2 separate regions of the Homo sapiens genome follow, and region 1 is linked to region 2. The links are chromatin loops, found by intact Hi-C in ENCODE. Cell type or tissue: CD14-positive monocyte. All regions are shown on one strand. Links, peaks and the distances in the headings refer to the core of each region. The heading gives the core; the rest is flanking DNA.

What was found. A loop is a pair of places that touch in the nucleus more often than their neighbours do. Peaks named below come from ENCODE experiments on the same cell type or tissue, not always from the same donor. Only the 100,000 strongest peaks of a DNase experiment are listed, where the experiment ranks them.
Region 1: it touches region 2 in a loop (5-fold over the local background); 5 of 110 quality-filtered maps call a loop at or near these places.

Annotation. Positions count from the first base shown.
Region 1 is chr20:57,590,333-57,598,658 of GRCh38, reverse strand. No RefSeq gene overlaps it. Among named protein-coding and RNA genes, the nearest start is that of ZBP1, 26 kb to the left of the region's middle. RefSeq lists silencers at 1,414-1,587, 1,608-1,667 and an enhancer at 7,911-8,326. In CD14-positive monocyte, for the core only: CTCF peaks have their summits at 1,332, 1,532 (motif pointing left), 3,979 and 4,178 (motif pointing right); DNase peaks (open chromatin) are centred at 1,518 and 4,158; H3K4me3 peaks cover 396 bases; H3K27me3 peaks cover 279 bases.
Region 2 is chr20:57,343,283-57,351,608 of GRCh38, reverse strand. It overlaps SPO11 (SPO11 initiator of meiotic double strand breaks), which reads right to left. Exons shown (of 13, transcript NM_012444.3): 13 at 7,616-8,268. The coding sequence ends at 8,149. It overlaps RAE1 (ribonucleic acid export 1), which reads right to left and starts at 354. Exons shown (of 12, transcript NM_003610.4): 1 at 187-354. RefSeq lists an enhancer at 155-723. In CD14-positive monocyte, for the core only: CTCF peaks have their summits at 4,821 and 5,023 (motif pointing right); DNase peaks (open chromatin) are centred at 418 and 5,018; H3K4me3 peaks cover 400 bases; H3K27ac peaks cover 364 bases; H3K27me3 peaks cover 900 bases.

The sequences.
Region 1 (8,326 bases), core at 91-8,090, 250 kb before region 2:
CCCTCTTCTGCAAGAGCTCCTGTGAAACAAGGGTTCCTTGGACAGTTGTGGATACGCAGCATGATGCAGCCCCCGCTGCATGATTCCAAGGCAGCCCATTCAGGGAGGTGAAACTACTGCTCAAGGACAGAGATAGGATTCAAACCCACTCAGGGAGGTGAAACTACTGCCCAAGGACAGAGATAGGATTCAAACCCAGCCATCAGGCAGGCTTGCAAGCCAGTGCTCTTAAACATGTTACTGAAAAAGCTGCCTGGGACATATCACCGCGGCCTGGCTGTCACCTCCCAGCCCCTGGCTGGTCAGCTCCCCCACTGTGTCTCATTGACCTGCCCCCCACGCCCACCCCGGGGCACAGTGGCCTTTGCCACAATCAGCTGAATGCCCCCAGCTGCTGGAGAAGCAATCCAGCAGGGCCAGTGCCGGCAAAGCCCTGAAGGCGGGAGTGTCAGCTGGGGGGCCGGGGGTGGGGAAAGGGGGGAGGGGGTCTGGCGCCCCTGGCTACAGAGCTCGAGACAGGCCTGGCCCTCCCAGCTCCACCTGCAGGTCAGGGGTGTGGGGGGTGAACTGCGTGGCTGGGAGATCCTGGAGGTGAATCTTTGATCCCCCCATTTGTGTGACTCCTCTCTGCCCCCAGCATCTGGCTTACCGGCTCTGAACCTCTGTCTTTCCCTCTCACCTCCTCCTTCCTCTTAGATGGACCCCTGTGATGACATCGAGGCCACCCTGATAATGCAGGATGACCCCCCACCTCACTATCTTTAACTTAATCACCTCTGCAAAGTCTGTTTCTCCATGTAAGGTAACATGTTCCAGGTTCTGGGATTAGAACACGGGCATCGTCCTGGGGAGCCTCACACAGCCCGCACTGCTGAGCATGCTTCAATGTGCAGGCTACCCCATGCCCTTCAACGCTCAGCGCACCCCATGCCCCTAACACAGACATCTAGCCCAGAGTGCCAGCAAGGCCCAGACTGAGAAGGTCCGTTACAGGCGCTGCTGCTGCTGTTAATATCACGAATATAAAAGAATAAATGGGGAAAAAAATAATGGGGCTTGGCGTCACAGCCCCTGGTGTGTGTAATCCCAGGCAAGTGAGTGTAATCTCAGGCAAGTCCTGCCACCTCTGAGCCTCAGTTTCCTACTCTGTTAAATGGGCAGAAATAGGGACAGACCCTGCCTGGTGGGAGCTCACGCTAAGAATGAAGGGAGCCCTTGCCCAGTGGTGCCCAGACCTGGGGGCTGAAGCCTAGGCCCTCCCGGGGATTGATTGACAGCCGTCTGTACAGGTGGGGCTAGGCCGGGAAATTGTCAAAATTTCCCCTGTGACACCCGCCCCGGGCTGAGATGTCTGGGCCGGCTTCCAGCTGTGGCCCCAGCTGTGACCCCAGCGGCCCCACCCGGGCTCCCGGAGAGTTAGGGCCAAGCCAGCCCCCGCCCGCGCCCTCCGCAGGTCTCGACTGCAGGGGCGGCCTGGAGGGGAGGAGCGCGGAGCCGGCCTTTCACAGCCTTGGCCCGAGCGCCCTCTGCTGGCCGCACGCCGCCGGCCGCCGCTCACCAGGCTGGGCTCGGAAACTTCCAGGGCCTGAGGTGGGGTCAGGCGGGGTGGGGGGGATCCCGTGTGACCCCCTCCTGTTCCTTCCCCACAAAGCAGCCAGACACACGTGTTTCCCCCACGGTTCCGGGGTGGTGCACATAAGCCTGCAGCCGGTCCACAGGCCCCAGGTGAAAGTTCCTGTTCTGCCCTCCCGGGCCGGGGGCGGGCTCCTTTCTGGCTGATGCCCGTGCCCCAAATTTGGGGGAAGGAGCACAAACCCAGCACCCTTCAGAGGCTGATTTTCTTCTATCGTGGGGAACACCCCTGCAACCTGGGTACCCCCGCTCAAGTCCCCAGTCCAGCTCCTGCGTGACTCCCAAGGACCCTACCTGCAAGCCCATCTGTGGCATCGAAGTCCCGACCCTGCGGGAGCTGATGCCCCCCGGACTCCCGCAGGCACTAACTCACTTCATCCTCCCACCGACTCCACGAAGAAAGGAATCTTTACCCCGTTTCACATGGAGAAAACTGAGGCACAGAGAGGTTAAGCTACTTGCCCAAGGTCACACAGCCAGTGAATGGCCCTCTAGGATTAAACCCAGGGCACAAAATGAGTACAGTCGACCTCCAAGTGTGGAAGAAAACCCACATCATCAACCCCTGTCTGGGAGGTAGGGAGGTGGGGCGGTGCCTCATTTGCAGGACCTGAAGAGAGGGCCCATTTGAGCTTACAGTCAGCCCACAGGCCCCTCTCTGGCTCACCAAGTGGGTGGATGCCTCCCAGGTCTACACAACAGTGTAGGGCCAAAGATACAAACTTGGACCACCCCAGACTCAAGGTTTTGCCCAACCATTTTCTAGCTGTGTGACCTTGGGCAAGTACCTAGTCCTCCTGCGCCTCCGTTTCCACATGTGCAAAATGGGGTGATCATCTGTGTTCAGGATGAAACTAGCAGGGGCCTGCCTCGTTGGTGCGGCCGCATCAGTGCTGTGGGTAATGGTCCCTCACCACGCCCCATCCTGAGCCACCCCCTTCTCTCCATCTGGCCCCTCCTTCTCTGACTCCTAGTCTAGCTCCTTGTTTGAGTCTGACAATGTGCTCAGGTAGGATGGATTCAGAAGCCATATCTGCCCCAAGCCTGGTGGACAGCGGGTTTACCCTCTGTGCTGTGACATGCCCAAGTGACCCGCTACCTTGAACCTCAGCACCCCCCACCAGCGTGCACCACACACACATACACACAGCTCAGTGCCCAGGTAGGGCCCAGGCCTCCAGACAGGGCAACTGCTTCCCATCTCACACACACAGCACCACGGCCACACTCTGCTGAATGTCACCTCCTCCCACTCTGCCCAGAGGTCCTGGAGTCACTGACAAAGGAAAGAGGCCCCCAACAAGACCTCCCCGAGTGGCAGCCAGGCCTGGGCCCCAGAGGGCTCCGCCACTGACCAGGTGTGAGATGTTACAAGTGTCATTGAATCCCTGAGTCTCAGTTTTCCCATCCGCAAAACGGGGTTAAATGAGATCATCGGTGGAGAGCCCCAGAGCAGGGGACGTCAGTGGGTGTCAGGGGACGTGGCTGTGTTGTCACAGCGCCCGTGGTTCCTGGCACAGCCACAGCCTCATGAATAGCAAAGGGTGATCTAACTCGGCACCCAATAAGTCAGGCCCCACCATGACCCCCAAGGAGGCATTTCAGCCCTTCGGCAGGTGACGAGAACAGGCCCCCATCCTGCAGCCGGTGACGAGAGCACAGGCCTGGGGGGCCGCAGTGCTCTTGTCCCACACCCTGTGGTCCTTTGAATGGTAACAAAGCTGACAGTTACCAAGGGCTGACCACAGGCCGAGCCCTGCGTGGAGTGCTTTACAAAGACCACCTGTTGAACACAAAACAGCCCTGTGAAGCATATGACCTGCCCGTGCGTCCATTTCAGGCAGTGTAAACCAAACCCTCAGGCTCCAAGAGGGGCCCCGGGCAGTTCACAGGGTGAGTAGCAAGTGCCCCTATGCTCCCAGCTTCAGACACAGGGAGGCGGGGGGCTGGCACCATGAAGTTTACCCCTAAATGTGGATTTGTCAAAACCCGTTTTGCACCAGAGAAATGAGGGCTTTGAAGTTCCTGTCTTCCCCAAGGGAGGCAAAAACAAAATGAAAAAACTCTGGAAAACTCACTTTGCTCCAAAGAAATCCAACCTACAGGGGCTCAGTCGACCTCAATCACTTTCTGGCCACACCCAAAGTGCGTGCACAGCTGCAGGAATGATGTTGTAAAAGTATATTCATTGGCACGAAAGAGAGCCACGATCTAGCGGTGAGTGGGAAACAGCTCGGCAGGTTGCAGACTCTCTGTGGGGTATGATTCACTTTTTGTATGAAAATGCCTGGATGGATGAAGAAAAGTCTAGAAAGAAATCCGTGCACATGTGAAGAAAGGTTTGTTCTGGGTGCGAAATTCCAGGTGGTTGCTTTCTTTTGGCTTTATCTGGGTTTTCTACTGTATCTGCAAGGTAAACATATTAATTGTGTAACCACAAACATCTACAAAATCGGAAGTGACCTAAAGGGACCGGCCTACTGAGCCTTGGCCACCGTGGACCCCGGCCTGGGCTGAAGCGGCCACGGCCTCAGCTCTAGCCACCAGGTGGCGCCCTTGATCTGTTTTTGCAAAAAAAAAAAAAGGCCCACAGAATTCGCAGGGCAGGAGGGCGCGGGGGCAAGGATGCCGCCCTCTGCCTCAATTCGGTTCCAGACCCCTGGACCAGGGGCTGGTCCCCGAGGTCCCATCCAGGGTCAGAGTTTCTGATTCTGAGACCCCCTACACCCACCCCATCTCTGCAGACCCTCAAATCCCAAGTCAGGCCGTTCGTCTGCGGAGCACAGGTGATGCTCTGCGCATGCCCGTCTGCCCAGAGGTGATGGCCTCAATGCGTCCTTCAGAGGCTTTGGGTCCAGTCCCTGCAGGGGCTGCCAGGGTCCATCTGTTCTGGAGGCTTCCCACCCACTTCTGAGACCTCTCCTCTGGCTCACCTCGGGGACTCGGTTCAAACGACCCCTCTCCCAGCCCAGGCGCTCTCTACTGTGTCCTGGTCTATCTGCTTGTGAGCACTCAGAGGGATCTGCCATTATTTTATTTCCTATTTCTTTAATTACAGTCTCTGTCCTCTGATGACACTCCTGTCTCCACCAGGGTAGGGGTCTCATCAGTCAGTTCCCCACGGGCTCCCCAGGGCTGAGAACTATGTCTGGCCCACAGTAGCACTCAATATGCACCTCTTGAATGAGTGAAGGAATGAACTCCCACAGGTGACTCTGATGCCCAGTGGGTGTGGAAACCTGGCCGATTAACCTGTCCCTTGGGGCCTTTCAAGATCTGGCCCGACCCACGCATCTTCCTTTTCTTACACCTTCTTCCTCGTTTGCTCCAAGGATCTAATTACTGCAGCTAGGAACACCCCTCTCCAGCCTCCCGGCCTCCGTTCAGTCAGTGCCTTCTGCCTGGATGTCCTGCCTCTTAACTTGGCCCATTGCCCTCCTCCTCCTCCCTGTAGCCCTCCCGGGCCTTTCCCTGAGTCGGAGTTTCTCTCTGTGTCCTGTAAACTCTACCCCACATCTCATGGGCCCCTCGTGTTCTGCTTGAGACACTCGTGTCTTCTCAAACGAGCAGCACCATTCCGGGGGCCAGGCCTGCACTAAGACCCTAGTGTGAGTGGTGGCTGACATCTGCCAAGGAGCTGGATGCAAATCACAGCTCCAAGGCCCCGCCCCCAGGCGCTGTGCGGGGAAGTTGGGTGTGACCAGGGGTTCAGCAGCCCCTCCCCAGGAGGCTCTGACACAGGCTGTGGCTGGCAGCCTTGGGGACTCACCTCTTACTTGGCCCAGGTCCTGGGGTGAGATTAAGAACAGAGAAGGGGCAGTTCCTGACCTTGGCCCTTTGTGGGACCCGGGGCTGAAGGGTAAATCGAGGCCTCCTGGTCCTCCTTGTTCTGCGGCAGAGCTGTCTGGGTAGCTGAGCCCTCTCCCAGGCTGCTTGGCTCTGGGCAGGTGCCCACCCACCCCGTGCCTGGTTTCCCATCAGCACTGACCTCGCAGAGTTATTATGGGGGTTTTAGGGAGTGGACACCTGTCACGCTTGGACAGGCCTGACACACAGCAAGTGAGTGTTTGTTGGACAAGAAAAAGCCTCACACAGAGAGCAAGCCCTCGAGTGAGGCACGCTCCCACCCAAAGAGGTGGCAGCTGCAGCAGGCTCGCCCGGCTTCGCATCCCTGCTCTGCCACCTGCCTGCAAGCCACCCTCCGAGCCTGGGTTTCTGCTTTTGTCATGGGGACCCTCATCCCGCTTGTTCTCCCACTGCACCATGAGCTCCCCAAGGCCCGGTGTCCTCTCACCTTTGTGCCCTCAGCTGGCGGCCCCTGGGTGCCATCTCTTCCCTTCCTTTCTCTGGCCCCTGTGCCCAGCCAGGCCGGTCCCATCCCCCCAGCCCACTGTGATTCCTGGACCAGGGCCATGGCAGCCAGGATGCATCTCGGATTCCCTGGGGGCCACAGTTGGGTCCGGAAAGATCAAGGTGCCCGGTAAGCCCCACAGCCTCTGAACCCACTTCCTGGGCTGCCACGCACCCCCACGCAGAACCAAGTGCACGATCTCTGGACCTCAGCTGGGGTTTGAATCCCACTAACCAGTGGGGGACTTTGAACAAGGACTTCACTCCAAGCCGGGGTATTTACAAAAACCCAGGTCTGGGTCCAGGTTCCGAGGTGGTGGCCGATGTTCCTCTTGAAGTCACCAGATTAAGCATTGATTTTTCTGGCTGATTCCAGTTTTGGACAGAGGATACCTAAGGCCAAGGCTGGAGGTGTCATAGACCGTCCAGAGACTTTCTGCCAGACATGAGGGGCTGCAGGATGGGGCTGGAAGTGACAAGCTCCCTCCCACCTCCTCTGCTGACTGTCAAGGTCCAGACGAAACCACCTTTCTGCCCCCACCCCAAATCCTGAACCTCAATCCCAGCCTGCACATCCAGAGGGGCCTCCAGGCTGGCCCACTCCTTCCCCGCCAGCTTGTCCTCCCCTGGTGGGGGATGGGCAAGGCCCAGTGCAGCTCCCATGTCCTCCTTGCCCTTCTCATTGCTCTGAGGGCTTCCAGCCACTCCTTGGTGAGATGGGAAGAGCCTGTCTCCCCAAAGAGGGGGCAGGAGCGCTCAGAGCAATGAGAAGCGCGACAGGCCCCCTCCCGGCGCCCCAGCAGCAGGGTAGTGTCCCAAGCCCTGCTCCCCACGTCTTCTCTTGGGACCCAGGCAGATCTCTGCTTCTGGTGAAGCCTCCTTGGGGAGGGTCCCATCAAAACCCACTTTTAGAATCCTCCATTAACCCATTCTCCCCACTTCCAAAACCACCTCCAGCCAAGCCACCACGTCTCTCTTGGCTATGGAAGGAATCTCCCCACTGGCCTCCCATGTCCCTCTGGCCCCTCTGTCCATTCTCTCAGCATCCAGGGGACCCTGGGAGCTACAACTCTAGTCCTGTTACTCCCTGGCCCCAACCTTCAGTGGCTCCCTATTGCCCCCAGGATCAGAACACTGAACTCCTGAACTCAGCCCTCAGTTAGCCAGACCCGGCCCTCCGACCGCTCTTCCTCTTCCTCCTCCTCCTGCTCCCCAGCCAAAACTCAGCACACCAGATGCACCCGTGCAGCCAGTTCCAGGCGCACTTGGCCTGGCCCTTGCCTCTGAACCCCTCTATAATGCTGTTCCCTCTCATGGAGCTCCCTTCCCACTTCTTCACACGCTCATGCCCTCAGGCCCCCAGGCCTCTTTCAGGTGCCCTCTTCCCAGCAAACTTTGCTCATGGGCCTGTAGCGTAGGCTGCTCTCCTAGGAGAACCGCCCCGGCCCCACAGAAGAGCTGCTCAGTTGGAGGCAGCTGTGTTGGGCAGACATGGGCCTGGAGCGACAGAGGCTGTGGGTGTCCCTGTGAAAGAGGACAGAACAAAACAGAGGGAAAGGCAGAGGAGTCAGTGGGTGCAGCTGCCTGCCCGGCTTGGTCCCCACCGGGCCTTCATGGGGCCACACTGCACCCACTGCCCAGGGTCCCTCCCAGTGATGTCCCCTCCACTCCAGCTGGTGGCAGTAGGTCTTCGTCCTGGCCTTGGGGTCTGTGATCCCAGGATCTAAGAGTTTCCAGCCACTCCTACACCACATCACGGGGAACTGGCTGTTGGACCAGGGTCTCTGAGGGGACACGTGCACCTCACCCCTCTCCACCCAGGCCTGTCCCACACCTGGCTTGGAGGTAGGTCCAGCCTCCTCTGCCATTTCCTACCATGGGGCCTGGACAAGGATCTAACCTGACAGAGCCTCAGTGTTCCCCCTCAGAAGTGGACACAGTGACAGTCCTTACTGCTCGCGTGTCGGGAGCATTAGACAGGTGGCTCCTGGGCGCAGGGCACCGTGCCTGGCATGCAGTGAGTGCCCAGTAGGCATGAGCCTCTCCTTGTTGATCTCATGCACCTGTTACCATGCTTCTCTTTTCTTTCTCATGTTTGAATCCAGCATGGTCCACTCCGCAAGGTGCGCAGGGTGTTTAGGAACACACAGAAGTCTGCTCTATGGGCTGCAGGAGGGCGTCTCTGCGCTGTCCAGCTTCAATTTCCCAGCCCCATTTCTCGTCTTATCCCATCCCACCCCTCTGGCTCTGGAAGGAACATGGGGAAGGAGGTGTGGGCAAGCCCAGGGGACCACTCCTCTAGCATCACAGCAGGGCCTCCCTTGGCTACGTCCAGCCACAGGGT
Region 2 (8,326 bases), core at 286-8,285:
GGCCCTAGGTGACCCCTAAGGCCATTTCCAGCTCTGACCTCGCTTCCAGGGCCCAGTAACGAAGCTTAGTCAACAGTCCCGCTCGCGCCCCAGCATCCCGCAGAAGCGCGCTCCCGGGAGGCAACTCGGCCTCTGCGGGAGCCATGGCGGCGGTTAACGACGGGACGCGCGCGGCACGGGGCCTACCTGGGGGTCTCGCCCCGGCGGAAAGCGGCGGCCGGGAGCAGAAGGGTCTGAGGAGTTTGCGAACCTGCTCTGGCGCGAAGGACGAGGGCCAGGAGCGCGGACAGAAATCCCAGGAGCCCGAAGCCTCCTTAAGCCTGCGGTAGAAACTGCCCTGACTACCGCGGAAACAACGCGCGTGCGCCCTGGAGCCACTTCCTGCGTCGCCCGGAAATCGTCGAAGAAAAAGGCTCCTTTTCCCGCAAGGCGACAGCACATGCGCAAAAACGCTTTACACCAGCAGTTTGCGAATTGGTCCAAAGTTGATGTAGCCGCTGCAAGTTACTAAGCGACTGCTTTTATAAATCCGCAACTGGCCAGGCGCGGTGGCTCACGCCTGTAATCCCAGCACTTTGGGAGGCCGAGGCGGGCTGATCACCTGGGGTCAGGAGTTCAAGACAAGTCTGGCCAACATCGTGAACCGCCCCGCCCCCCGCCCCCCCCGCCCCCCCGCGCCGCCCCCCCCCGCCCCCCGCCCCCGTCCCCCCGCCCCCCCCGCCCCCCCCGCCCCCCGTCCCCCCGCCCCCCCGCCCCCCCGTCCCCCCGTCAGTACTAAAAATACAAAAATTAGCCGGGCATGGTGGCGGGTGCCTGTAATCCCAGCTGCTTGGGAGGCTAAGGCAGGAGAATCGCTTGAACCCAGGAGGTGGAGGTTGCAGTGAGCCGAGACCATGCCATTGCACTCCAGTCTGGACAACAAGAGCGAAACTCCATCTCAAATCAGTCAATCAATCCGCAACTAGGGCTAGTGCAAGGTAGCTAGCTGTTTTCTCTTGTGAATTAATTATTGCATTTATCATGTATAAACATCTAAAAGATTCTGATTGCTTCCAATTCACGTCCAAGGCCAACCTCCGAGAAGCTGCTCTAACGCTGCCTCCGAACAAGGCGAGGTCGGCCGCGGGTTTCCCGCCCTGGCCTCTCCCTGTTTGCCCACTGGGGTACCCTGAGCCCACCTCGGGGCTCTTTGGGCCTCAGTTTCCTGCTGCATGGTGGGGAAAATGATGCCAGGGCTGTTCCTAATTAGGGTCAAGTGAAATCATACGTGAACTACTCTTACTAATAGAACTGTCTGTAGAAATGTTAAGGGATTCTTATTACTCACACACGCCCACTCCAAATATTTCAGTTGGTTGTTTCCTCCCAACCCCTACTTTTAGGAGCATCTGAAGAAGGAAGTGAAGGAAAAGACAGATCACAAGGAAGGGATTTCGTGAGGTTATGTAGCTACCCTGGATTCTCTCCTTCACTACTCAGTGTGGTCTGCGTGCCTTGACCTTCTTAAGGAGGTTTAGGATCTGGGGTATCTTTTTATAAAATGCAGATTCAGTAGGTCTACGATGGGCCTAAAAATCCACATTTCTACCAAATTCCCAGCAGAGGTTGCTGGGCCGTGAACCAGAGTTAAGTACCAAGGCTGTAGATCATTTGGAATCCTGGGCAGCTTTTTAAAAACTGTGATGTTTACACTGCACCCTTAGAGATTCTGATTTAGTACGCCTGGGCTAGAAAAGAGGAAATTAATATTTTTTAAAAGCTCCCCAGGTGATTCTAAGATGCAGCCAAGACTGAGAACCTCTAGTCTAGACGATGATGGTAATAATAGCTCTTTTGAGCATCACCCTATGCTAAGCGCTTTAGATGCTCCATCTCCTGTAGTTTCCAGACCAGCCCTAAAAGATAGGTATTGTGATTATCTCCATTTTATAGATATGGAAAATGAAGCTGACAGAGGTGATGTTGTGTCCGGAATTGGTGGGTTCTTGGTCTCACTGACTTCAAGAATGAAGCTGCGGAGCCTCGCGGTGAGTGTTACAGTTCTTAAAAGCAGCGCATCCGGAGTCTGTTCCTTCTGATGTTAAGATGTGTTTGGAGTTTCTTCCTTCTGGTGGTTTATGGCCTCGCTGGCTCAGAAGCGAAGCTGCAGACCTTCGGGCAGTGAGTGTTACAGCTCTTAAGGCGACGCATCTGGAGTTGTTCCTTCCTCCCGGCGGGCTCGTGGTCTCGCTGGCTTCAGGAGTAAAGCTGCAGACCTTTGCGGTGAGTGTTACAGCTCATAAAGACGACGTGGTCCCAAAAAGCGAAAGAACAAACCTCCCACACCGTGGAAGGTGCCCCGAGCAGATTGCCACTACTAGCTCCGGCAGCCTGCTTTTATTCTCTTATCTGGCCCCACCCACATCCTGCTGATTGGTAGAGCCCAGTGGTCTGTTTTGACAGGTCGCTGATTGGTGCCTTTACAATCCCTCAGCTAGACACAAAGGTTCTCCAAGGCCCCACCAGAGTAGCCAGATACAGAGTGTCCATTGGTGCATTTACAAACCCTGAGCTAGACACAGGGTGCTGATTGGTGTGTTTACAAACCTTGAGCTAGATACAGAGTGCTGATTGGTGTATTTACAATCCCTGAGCTAGACATAAAGATTCTCCAAGGCCGCATCAGAGTAGCTAGATACAGAGTGTCGATTGGTGTATTTACAATCCCTGAGCTAGACATAAAGGTTCTCCACCTCCCCACCAGACTCAGGAGCCCAGCTGGCTTCACCCAGTGGATCCCGCACCGGGGCTGCAGGTGGAGCTGCCCACCAGTCCCAGGCCGTGCGCTCGCGCTCCTCAGCCCTTGGGTGGTCCGTGGGACTGGGCGCCGTGGAGCGGGGGTGGCACTCGCGTCGGGGAGGCTCGGGCAGCACAGGAGCCCATGGAGGGGGTGGGAGGCTCAGGCATGGCAGGCTGCAGGTCCCGAGCCCTGCCCTGCGGGAAGGCAGCTAAGGCCCGGTGAGAAATAGAGCGCAGCGCTGGTGGGCTGGCACTGCTGGGGGACCCAGTACACCCTTCGCAGCCGCTGGCCCGGGTGCCAAGCCCCTCATTGCCAGGGGCCAGCAGGGCCGGCCGGCTGCTCCGAGTGCGGGGCCCGCCAAGCCCACGCCCACCCGGAACTCCAGCTGGCCCGCAAGCGCCGCGCGCAGCCCCGGTTCCCGCTCGCGCCTCTCCCTCCACCCCTCCCTGCAAGCTGAGGGAGCGGGCTTCGGCCTTGGCCAGCCCAGAAACGGGGTCCCACAGTGCAGCGGTGGGCTGAAGGGCTCCTCAAGTGCCGCCAAAGTGGGAGCCCAGGCAGAGGATGCCCCGAGAGCGAGCGAGGGCTGTGAGGACTGCCAGCACGCTGTCATCTCTCAATGTGACTTACCAGAGCTCACACAACTGATACAGAGTAGGTCCATGATGTCTGTCCTGTGCCTGACCCTCCTACCAGCAAAGCTTTGGACTCATCTCTGAGAAGTGCTTCAACTACATTTTCTTATCCTTTTTCAATGGAACTCCTCTTACTATCTTTCCTTTAAACTCTCAAAAGCCCTCCCAAAGCTCTCTCAGGGTTTCGAGGCATATTCTGCCTCATTAAATAGTGTATTTGTCTTGTCTAGATTCCTAGATTTAAAACTTGTATCTACTTCCATGTATATGCTTTGCAGCACCAAGCAGAGTATCTTACATGTGTTCGTTATTAATACTTGTTGCATTTTATGTTTCAACGCCCAATGTATCTTCCAGAAGCCTCTATTATGATACAGATTCCTCTATAATCCTGGTTATTCAGCATGCTCTATAAACTCTTCCCGCTGTTTAGGATTATGTAGTTGACAAACTGCTTTTGCATATACCATCAGTGGAACCACTGAGGAGCAGTATGCTCGCCCAAATATTATAGCTGATATTCCAAGACTCTTGTTAAATGGATAATCTCATTTAATCCTCACCATGACCCTACCAAGTCATTATTATTGTTGTTATGCCCATTTTATGGTTGATGAAACTGAGATCAGGTTGTAACTTGTCCCAGCCATAGAGGCAAGGAGTAGACGTAGAATTGGAATGCAAGCAGCCTGCCCCAAAACCTAACTCTACACTTCCACAGGTGGCAGATTATGCTGATTTATGTTTTGCCTCCTAGAAACAAAAAGGGAGAACGGTATTTTATTTTATTTTTTTTTGAGATGGACTCTCGCCCTGTCGCCCAGGCTGGAGTGAGTGCAGTGGCGCGACCTCGGCTCGGTGTAACCTCTGCCTCTAGGGCTCAAGCGATTATCCTGCCTCAGCCTCTCCAGTAACTGGGATTACGGGTGCACACCACCATGCCTGGCTAATTTTTGTATCTTTCGTAGAGACGGGGTTTCACTATGTTGGTCAGGCTGGTCTTGAACTCCTGACCTTGTGATCCGCCCACCTTGGCCTCCCAAAGTGCTGGGATTACAGGCGTGAGCTACCGTGCTCTGCGAGATCAGTAAGATTTTATCCCTGGGTATGATTGTATGATTATTGAGCCATACAATATAGGTGAAAAATAATTAAACAATAGAAAAATAATTAAATTTTGGTAGTGACTGTCATTCAAACTGGTAAACTTTTCTGCCATTTTTACACAGGGAATATTTATGAATAAGTACAGTTTCTATTAATTGCTAGATGAATAGAAACTGAACATGCCTATATTCTTAGCATGAGTTACTTTTCATTTTGAATTTTTAATAAAAGAGATGTAATATGTTGGCTTAAAGTTTTGTGAATAGCTAGGTTGCAAAGAAGCACACATTAAGTGTAGCTTTACAGGGAATTGGGGCATCCAAAGCTGATTAACAAAGCGGATTCCTGTTGAGTGTATCACATAGAAACCCTCTTGGTTTTCCCCAAACTCTTTTGTTGTGACTCAAGACTCTACCCCATTCCTTTAGACAATGACTTGAAAACATTTCAAAGAAATTTCCACCCAAAATAGTGGAAGGAGTTGAGAGAATAATGAGCGTTTGCCAGCAGAGGGCGACCTTGGCTTGTTTCTACAGGATTGTTTCCTTGGGATACCTATCTGTGTAACAGTGAACAGAGAAGTTCATTTAGCAAACAGAAGTGCACGTTTCTCAATATTTCACTACAAAAACATTTCATTGAAAATCTTTTAATGTACATGTATATATAGCTTAGAGAATATGTTCTTTTCAGCACCACTGAACAGATTATCTACATCAAACTAGCAGCTCAACTGAGACACTCAGTAAGGAAGTCATAGATGGAAACCCTGGAGGGTTTTCCTTATTTTTATAAAGTGCACTATGGTTTTTCTTCCCTATGAACTCATAACTTCTGAAATCACTTAGTATCACCAATTATTATAATCAAATTTCTCAGAAAACGGGGGATACTACAAGCAACTTTTAGTTTGTTAGGGTAATTATGAACCCTTAAGGGAAAACTAAGAGTCTCTGAGCACCTTTTTGTTGTACTAGTTTTTGTTGTTATTGTTGTTTGAAACAAGGTCTCACTCTGTCACCCAGGCCTGAGTGCAGTGGTGCAATCATAGCTCACTGCAGCATTGAACTCCTGGTTTCAAGTGATCCTTCCACCTCAACCTCCCTAGTAGATGAGCCTATGGACATGTGCCACCATAACCAACTAATTTTTAAAAATTGAGATGGGAGTCCCATTATTTTGCTCAGGCTGGTCTTGAACTCCTGGGTTCAAGCAATCCTCCTCCTCAGTCTCCCAAAGCTCTGGGATTACAGGTGTGAGCCACCGTGCCCAGCCTTGTTGTATTAGTTTTTATACATTTTAATTTTAAAGATTCCAATCTAATGTTTTCTTGATTAAAATTATGGAAATATCCAAATTAGATACAGTTAGATGATGGTAGATGAGATTATTGTTATCAGTTACCATTTTAAATGCTAAGTATTATGGTAATCCTTTTTAGAAAGAAATCTTTAGAATTAGAATTCTAGATGGTTCCCAAATAGCTACTAGCATTAATTTTTCATTTTCATCTAATAAAGATAGGTAGTAACGTCAAACTATAGTGTATTTTGCTCTCTTTCCATTTTCATTTCCCAAATAATTGAAAATTATTTTAAGTAAATTTGCAATAATAAACTTGAGATGACTTAATTATCCAAACTGGAGGTATCTGTCTTTTTCAAATTTATTTTTAAATTTGAATGACTATCGTAGATTTGTCACTCCTTCCCATTTTGATAGTATATCCTAAGCCAGATGTGTCGTGGGTTAAACATATTTTTAAGTTAGTAATTTCTTCCTTTACAAAGCATACCAAAGTTAAGTGACACTGTTACATGTTAAAGGAGTAAGTATGGTATAAATTCAGAGGAAATTTTTTCTTATTTATAAAAATGTTTTTAGAATTTTTGATAGTCTCACGAGTAAGTAAAATTAACAGCATACCAGAATGTTCCCAAAATGAAATGTGTGGTTCCTATGTGACCAGGGAATATAACATATTTGTTAATTGTAGGTATGGTATCGGGGGATCTTGATTTGACACTAGCCAACAATAAGACTTGCAGACCTTTCCATGCAGTGAGGACACAGACCACACGTGAAGTACTTTACCTGTACTAGCGCCATGGTACCCACACTTTCTGGTTTGAAGTCCCAGCTCCACTGCTTATTAGTTATGTGACCTTGGGAAAATTATTTAACCTTTCTGTACCTTTGTTTTCTCACCTGTAAAATGGGGGTGATTTTTTAAAAGTACCTAGCTCATAAGGTTTCTGTGAAGATGCAATGAGTTATTGTTTACAAAGCACCTACAAAAATACCTAGCACATAGTAAGTGCTATGTATGTATTTTCCTTTATTATTATATTACCTTCTTCAATCCTTACTACATACAACCTCTTGGGCAGGCCCAGCCTCACAGGTGTACCACCCGTGCAGTCACCCAGGACCCCAGGCTAAGAAGGGCCTGTGCTTGGTTTAATTCTCTGCTGCTATCATCTTGAAATTCTTAATAAAAAGGGATCCCACATTTACATTTTGCATTGAGACCCACATTTTCTTGAGGTAGGTAGTATTATTGTCCCCTGGTATTATTGTGGCTTTGGACAAATAGCATCCTCAGTGTTCTCACCTGAAAACTATGGTGTAGTTACCCAGTAATTACAAGGTCCTTGGGGGAATTAAATGAGATACTGAATCAGCAGTGATTGGCACATGTAAGTTCTCAGAAATGGTATATATTATTATTATTGTTACCATTTCTCTTTATAAAATAGCTAACCTAATATTACCGTGCTTCTATAAATTCTTATTCTTGCTTGCAAGCACAAGAAACTTTCAGTGCAGTTAAAGGTTTACTGAAAGTACAGAATAAAATCATAAAACTGACCTCTGGCAAAATTAAGATAGGTTTATGGAGGGAAAAGGTCACATATTTACTGTTGGAGAAGTACCTTATTAAAATCTGAGGCTTCTGTAGATCTTAAAACTGAAGAAGTTTTTTGTTCTATAGACAGACTAGAGAAGCATTCAAGACCTTCGAGAAACTTTTCAAATAAATAATATTATCAATAAAAAATAGGCTCAATACAAAATAAAGCAAAACACTGAAGACTACATCAATCCAAATATTTATTCATACTGAATTTTACTAATGTAACAAATGAATTAATGGAGTAAGACCCCTAAAGTATAAAGGCAAAGGAAAATGTAAGAAGAAACTACCGGACACCACAATTCATTTGCAACATCTCAAATTCAGATCATTATGATTTTTGTTACCAGTAAGATACTTTATGCGTTAACATTAGTTGTATCGTAGAAGGTAAATATTTTGTAGACTTTGATGACATGTATAAAATATTATTTTTTCAAAAATAATTTAAAGGTCAAAATAACATATTCTTTTATAATTTGCTTTAGAAGATAGGACAGAAATCTGTCTCTATAGAGGCAAGAATAAGGCCTTGCAAAGAAAATTGGAGTACAGCATTTGTTTTGACAAAAATATATAATTAACGGAAAGTTATTTTATTTCACTTTTACAGAATTAAGAATATAATATATGTTCTTTCCACAATAGTATTTGCCAATCAAAACAAAACTAATGAAAAGCCTCTGGCAATCAGAAGTTCTTCTGATTTATTTTTATATCCATCCTCCAAATTTTAATTTGTTAGGTAAGTACACTCTGGAAAGATAATCTGATGATAGGAAAGTCAAAGCTTGAATTTCTGCCTTCATTTTAGAGTCTGCCATTATTTCCATCTGTCAATAAAAGTAAAATGTACTCATACCAGAGTTCTTAGTTGCATTTCTGTCAATT